2 separate regions of the Homo sapiens genome follow, and region 2 is linked to region 1. The links are chromatin contacts, found by Hi-C or POLR2A ChIA-PET in ENCODE. All regions are on one chromosome and are shown on one strand. The core of a region is the stretch at or near the end of the contact, and the rest is flanking DNA. Distances in the headings are between cores, read along the strand shown. Region 1 has its middle 33 kb from the start of RPN1. Region 2 holds the start of CNBP (CCHC-type zinc finger nucleic acid binding protein).

Region 1 (3,235 bases), core at 308-2,807:
TAACAGACTGAGACACTCGTCTTAAATCTTTCTGGATTCTATCCCCTGAGTGGAAGTCAAAAAAGGAGTCTGGGCTCCTCCCTCCCCACCAACCCCCACAAGCAAATCCTTCAGATGCTGCGATGGACCCTCCTGATGGCCCTACCTTCTGACTTGCCTTTCCTGATGCCCAGCACTTCTGCTGTCTGCTCCCTTCTGTGTCCCCTGCATTTAGTCCTGGGCCTGTCACACCACATATGGAACTAAGGGCCTGATGGAAGCTGAGACCCTAAAGGGCTGGGCTGGGGGCACCATGAAGGGGTTGGCCATGGTAGGGGACAGGCTGCATCATTCAGCTTTCGCTTCAGGTCTAGCCCAGTTTGAAGGTTCTCTCTTCCCTCCCTGTCATCTCCCACACCTGCCCAGGCAGGTGACAAAGCAGTCCCCAGATCCCAGGCCACCAGCCCCAGAACCAGGCCAGAGTCCCAGAGTCAGGCCCAGCTTCAAAATGGCGCCAGGCCTCATCCAAAGCATCAGGCCTTTGCAGAGGGCCCTGGGGTACACTCGGGGGCATTTCCTGTCTGAGCCTGCGGCCCCCAACCGCTGGCAGCATGGGCTTCCGGCGGGGCTGCGGCCGGGGCCTGCACTATCAGCTCGGCACCAGACGCCCGGTCAGGATACTTGTGGTGAAACTGTGAGGGCGCACTGGGTCCTTTGGGGTTTTCTCCCATGACAGCCTCCAAGACAAATGGAAGAGAGAAAGTGACACCCAGCCCTTCTTCAGCCGTGTTTTCCCCTCCCTGAGCCAGGGTCCAGGTTCAAGGCTGGGGGACTGCCATGAGGCCACCTATGACTACAGGGACATCCCAAAGCTGCAGCCATGGAAGCAGCCAGGGCCAGGCCACTAGGGTCAGGCATCTTGGCCAAGGCTGGACAAAAGGCACTGTGGCCTGGGGATCTGAATGGGAGTGGGAGTGGGTGGGCCACTCCTATACGGCCACATGAGGGCCACAGAGAAAGTACGCTGGGTCTGAGACTGAGAGGTGTCAGGTGTCTGGGGCATGTCACCTTGCGCCAAGGGATGCCCAGCCTGAACCTGGCTTTACACCTAGGGCCCCACTTCACCTCCTCCCTGAGATTTACAAGGGGGAAACTGAGGCCCTGTTTACTACTGGGGAAACCGAGGATCAGGGAAGCGCAGGGCTGCGCGTGGCGTAGGGCGCTCTGTCCCAGCAACCAAAGGATGTAAGCCCGTAGGTGGGGAGGGCAGCACCGGATGCCCCACTGGGCCCAGGGATGCACCCACCACAGGATGCTGGGGGAGCCACCGGCCTTGGCCAGCCCAGCTAGCCCTGTGGCTTTCCAGGGCAGCTGAGAGCCCAGGTCCCCATGGCTAAGCCCCTCAGCAGCCCAGTGGTCCTGAGCCCGCCGACCCCAGACCCAGTCCTAGTCCGGCCAGAGGAGGCCGTTTACGAGCCCACACCCGTAGGTGGCGCCACAGCCGGAGAATTGGCTTTGGTTCTGTTGGAGCCGCGCCGCCTTTAAATTAGCCCCACGCATGCGCGACTTTTCTAGCCCGAGCCCGCCGTCTGCGCCTGCGATTTCGCCCATACTCCCCGGTGCCCGCCTCGTGACGTGCCGCAGTGTTACGAAGGGACACCAGGGCGCAGGCGCAGCTCGCTCCTCAGGCCTGCGAGAGGCCCGCCGGCCCAGCAGAGGGCGCCCACCAATCTGCACGCGGGCCCAGCGAGTTATCTTGATTTCGGCCAAGCTTTCTGACTGCTCCAAAAAACGAAGAAAAAGATTCAGGGAGAGTAAGAGGATGAAGAGAGCTGGTGAAGCAGCTGACCAAATGGCCCGAGGTGGTATGCAGCCGCGGTAAAGCAGGGCCCCTCCGTGAGGCACAGCCGCCCGGGGGTTCCCTAGGGGAAGCAGGGGCTGCGGCAGACGCCTCTCGGGCAGGTCAGGGTATGCACCCTCCCGCAGGGGCTCCCAAGGCCGGGCGTGCGTGAGGCCAGGTCCACGGGCACACCACTGTGAACACTGATTAAACGTGGCCTCCACGGCTTCCAACCCCCAGGACAGGACCAACCCTCTGCCCCCGGCTCAGGCCAGAGCTCGGCGAGACCGTCGCTGTTTAACAAGCATTTGCTATACGCCACCTTGCATTATGACAGCATGTGACCCACACAGCCATCCTAGGAAGCAGGTAACAGCCCTACTCCATTTTGCACGGAAAGACTTGCCTGAGGTCACAGAGAGCGGCAGGCCTGGGATTTCCATCCAGGGATCCGACTGCAGAGCACGACTCTGGAGGGTCTTCCTTCTTGCTCCTCCCATCCTTCCACTGTCCTTGGATCCCCCATTTTCCCCCTGCACAATCTCCTAATCCCTATGTTCAACTTCTCATTTTCAACTGGATCTTTCCCAATGGCATTCAACACACTTGGTGTCCCCAACCTTAGAGTAGAACATTCAAGCAGCACAGCCTCCTGAAGGCCCTCACTCATCCCTTTCCCAGCCTGTTTGCGAAATGCTTTGTCAGGACTCAAAGTTAAGTCTCACTTCCGTCCAATTCCCATCCCCACACCAACACAGTTCTCAAGTCACCAATGGGTAAAAGGCTTCAGTGATCCACTCCTACAGCCAAAAGGCACTGCTCGGTCTCTTCAGCCTCAGATGGTTCACTCCTGGAAACATTTTTCCACTTGGCTTCATGACACCACAGTCCTGGTCTTTCTCGTCCCAGGTAAGGAGAGTCCTGGTCTTTGTCAACCCAGGTGGCCACTATTACTTTGTCGTCTTAATATTCAGTTCTGGATCTCTTCTTATTCTATACCCTTCCTAGGCACTGTCCCCTCCCACAGCCTCCTTCTCACCTTTTCCATAACCATGTCTAGGCCCGGCAGCCCCACATTTACCACTTGCACACCAGACCTTATAATTCCAGGCCTGAATATCCACCTGCCCAGGGACACTCCCACTTGGATGTCCCGAGCACCTCCATTTTGCCATGTCTGAAACAGAATTCAGCATCAGTTCCTCACAACTGGTCTTCTACAGACTTCCCCAGTAATCCCTCAACCCACCTGCCAATATTTAAGCTGTTTGTAAGCCACTCATGCAAACATTCAATAACCCAACTACGTGTCATAGATTGGTCTGAACACCTAGCTGTTAACATAAAGATGAGCATAAAAGACAAAACCCCTGCCCTATTGAAGCTAGTTCAGTAATCACACACATTCCAACCGTG
Region 2 (3,235 bases), core at 528-3,027, 570 kb after region 1:
GAACAAACAAATAACATAAAATTGCTAATTTAAATTCGAATGGAAATAGTAACTGGTTACGTTTCACTCCAAAATTGGGTCAAACAATAGGAAAGGGGGAAAAATCTACTTTTAAAAATGTAATTTAAAAGCAAGATGGGGATATTCATTAGACCTCCTTCACTTTGAGAAAGACAAAAAACAAATTCAGTTTTGGCTTATCTCACCTGAGTCCTTCTGAATAATGCCTGAAACACACTAGCTAAAATCACAGACGATTACTGAGCAATGTTCTCTTTTTACAAGACCCCCAAGACCAGAAACAGTCACTTCCTTTGGAAGTGCCCTGTGGCTGAGGCCATATGGTTAACATGTGGGAACAAGCACAAGCCTTACCCATAATAAAATCAACACCTAAACCCAAATGTGGACCATTATGCCATTCTAAAACAGGTTCTCACGATATGGAAAAATCTAGATGGAGGGGAGCTAGTTGAATTTCGTGTCTCGTTTGTAATTACATCTGTTTCATTAATCCAAGAAATGATGCAGACTACCGCCCGCTGCTGTGGTTTTGGAGGTTTGACAAATTCGTGTTTTTTCTGGTAATGGCGCTTTTAAAGGATCCCAGCAACTTAAATAGTGTTAACTCTTGGAATGTGAGCCCCATCAGCCCCTTTTGGAATGGTAATGTAACACAAGCAACTTAGTATTTAAATGACGATAAAAATTCAAGAATCGGAAAACTATCAAGGATAGGGAGTATAAACTCTAAAAGCTCCCAAGTCTTCCAGCAGTCTCGCCACTCCAAACACAAAGGCTTCTTCAGGAACCCTTTGTTGTTGTTTGTTTGTTTGTTTGTTTGTTTTTTTAAGACGGAGTCTCTCTCTGTTGCCCATGCTGGAGTGTAGTGGCGCGATCTCGGCTCACCACAACCTCGGCCTCCGGGGTTCACGCGATTCTCCTGTCCAGCCTCCCGAGCTGCTGGGACTACATGCGCCCGCCACCATGCCCGGCTAATTTTTTATTTTTAGTACAGACCAACTTTCACCATATTGGTCAGGCTGGTCTCGAACTCCTGACCTCGTGATCCGCCCGCCTGGGACTCTCAAAGTGCTGGGATTACAGGCGTGAGCCACCGCGCCCGGCCTAAGAACCCTTTTCTAAGGCCCCCAAAACCCTTGGCACATGGCCCGCCAGGCGCACGACCCCAGCACATGGCCTGCACGACTATACCCACCCCATCCCCCCTTCATCCGCAGCCGGGAGCCTTTCCCCACCACACGGACTCCTTCCAGTGAGTTCCCGCCAAATCCACCCTCGGTCCCTCATTCCGCGACCCTCGAAGCGTCAGGGCCTCGGCCCCAAGGGCGCACGGGCGGGCCTCCTCTGCCCTAAGCCTGCGGCCTGGGGTGCGGCCGTGGCGCCGAAAGACCCGCATGCTCGGCGACCCAGCTTTCCAGGACGAAGAAAGGACAGAAGTGTCGTCCGACAGCGGTGCGCCAGAAACCCGGGTCCGAGGCGGCGGCAGCAGCCGAGCTTCCCGCCTGACGCAGCAGAGGCGCAGGCCAAAGTGCGGCCGCCATCGCCACCTCGCCGCTCCCTACCCTCTCTGTCCGCCACAGACCCGACCCGCACTGCGGCTCCGTCAGCGCCGGGCCCCTCCCCCAGCCCTCACCTTCCGCGTCGGAGCGGGCCCGCAGCGGCGGAGACTCGGACGCAGGCCTGGGGAAGACGGCTCGCAAGGTAGAGGCTGTTTATTTTGAGGGTCCTTGCCTGCGCCACACGCGGGTCTGCACACGGCCCCACATACGCCGCTGCGCACGGCTCTCCTCCGCCTCGCCCACGCGGCCAATCAGCGCGCGGGGTTCGGCAGTCCAATCAGAGCCGCCCGCGGCAGGGCCGCCCACTAGAGCGCGGCGCGGGGCGGGTGTTTCTGCGCGCAGCGTCTTTTCCCGCCGTGCCCCGCGCGCGGCCTTTCACGCCGGGATCCGGGTCCCGGTGCTTCTCGGTTCATTCCCAGCTGGGTCCGGGCCCGGCCAGACTGGGTGGAAATCTGGCTGACCTTGGTGGTCTGTCTTGGCCAGCTGGAGCAAAGGGATGCCAGGGGACGGGTCTCGGTGCAGTGACTGCCATTAGCTTGGGGCCGCAGAAAGTTTCTCCCCTTTCTCGGGCTCCTGCCAGGCCCTTGGCTTTCAGAGCCAGGCCCGATTTCTAGATAACATTTAAGTTTGCAGAAAAGGGGATGCCAAGTCACGGTGGTCACGGCTGTGGGATGCAGCCTCTGAGATTTGTATTAATTTTTGTGAGCCGGGGAAAGGCCTTGCTGCTTTCTCCGCCAGGACTGATGTGTCTTCCCAAGATGAAAGTGCCTGGTAAGGGCGAGGGGCCTCCCTGGGAAGGTCATGAGCATGTAAGGTAATGGGGCCTAGACTGTGACTTTTGGCACGTTTATGAGTGACATCCCCCGGGAGGGCAAGGATAACCATTTGACCTGGTCTGTCATATTCAGGAATAGACTTCAGTTTAGTTGTGGTATTTTCTCCAAAAGAGATTTGTGTATATAGCCCTAGATAGTCTTGTCAAGATTAAACCCAATTTAAACTGTTAACTATAAAATATTTTAGAATTTTGTCTCATTCTAGAATGGCTTTATTCGAAACAAAAAAAAAGGAAGAGTCCCAAGTTTCGTCTCAGTGAAACCTGCCAGTTCAACACTATGATTTATTTTTCTTTTTTTCTTTAATTTTTTTTTTTTTTAAGAGTAGGGTCTTGCTCTGTCGCTGGGTTTACAGGCATAAGCCACCAATCCCAAATCCCGGGGCTATGATTTTTGAAATCATGTTCGTGAGAAGGCAGAGCACATGTGTTGAGAGTCAGACTTTAAACCTGGGTTCAAATCATTAGTGCTTAATCATTGTAAAGCAGTTAGGAGGTTGCGTTCAACATAGCAATTATCAAAGAATGAATGTATAACTTTAAAGACCAATGATATTTTAAACTTTTTTTTTTTTTTGAGAACGGAGTCTCACTCCGTTGCCCAGGCTGGAGTGCAATGGCACGATCTCAGCTCACTGCAACCTCCGCCTCCTGGATTCAAGTGATTCTCCTGCCTCAGCCTCCCCAGTAGCTGGGATTATAGGCATGCGCCACCACGCCCGGCTAATTTTGTATTTTTAGTATAGGCGGGGTTTCTCCATGTTGGTCAGGCTGGTCTCAAACTCCCGACCTCAGGTGATCCGCCCACCCAAAGTGG

Evidence for each region. Hi-C counts contacts between places; a loop is a spot of excess contacts on that map. ChIA-PET counts read pairs that join two places held with the same protein, here RNA polymerase II (POLR2A). Pooled maps may share reads with other maps.
Region 2: a loop to region 1 is called in a pooled map, with 9 times the contacts of the local background. The contact joins the promoter of CNBP here to the enhancer-like site in region 1. A Hi-C loop is called at or near these places in 1 of 37 single-sample maps with no recorded cell type and 9 of 50 pooled maps. POLR2A ChIA-PET finds 5 or more read pairs at or near these places in 1 of 52 experiments (CD4-positive, alpha-beta T cell).

The regions. Positions count from the first base shown.
Region 1 is chr3:128,616,159-128,619,393 of GRCh38, forward strand. No RefSeq gene overlaps it. Among named protein-coding and RNA genes, the nearest start is that of RPN1, 33 kb to the right of the region's middle. RefSeq lists enhancers at 1,662-1,951, 1,745-2,256, 1,972-2,021. Within about 2 kb of position 1,558, at least 32 of the 41 ENCODE cell types and tissues checked have a DNase peak (open chromatin) inside an H3K27ac peak, as active enhancers do; they include CD4-positive, alpha-beta T cell, where a contact is called at or near this core.
Region 2 is chr3:129,182,119-129,185,353 of GRCh38, forward strand. It overlaps CNBP (CCHC-type zinc finger nucleic acid binding protein), which reads right to left and starts at 1,778. Exons shown (of 5, transcript NM_003418.5): 1 at 1,658-1,778. LOC105374101 (a long non-coding RNA gene) reads left to right here and starts at 1,956. Exons shown (of 2, transcript XR_924469.3): 1 at 1,956-2,354. RefSeq lists an enhancer at 2,112-2,201.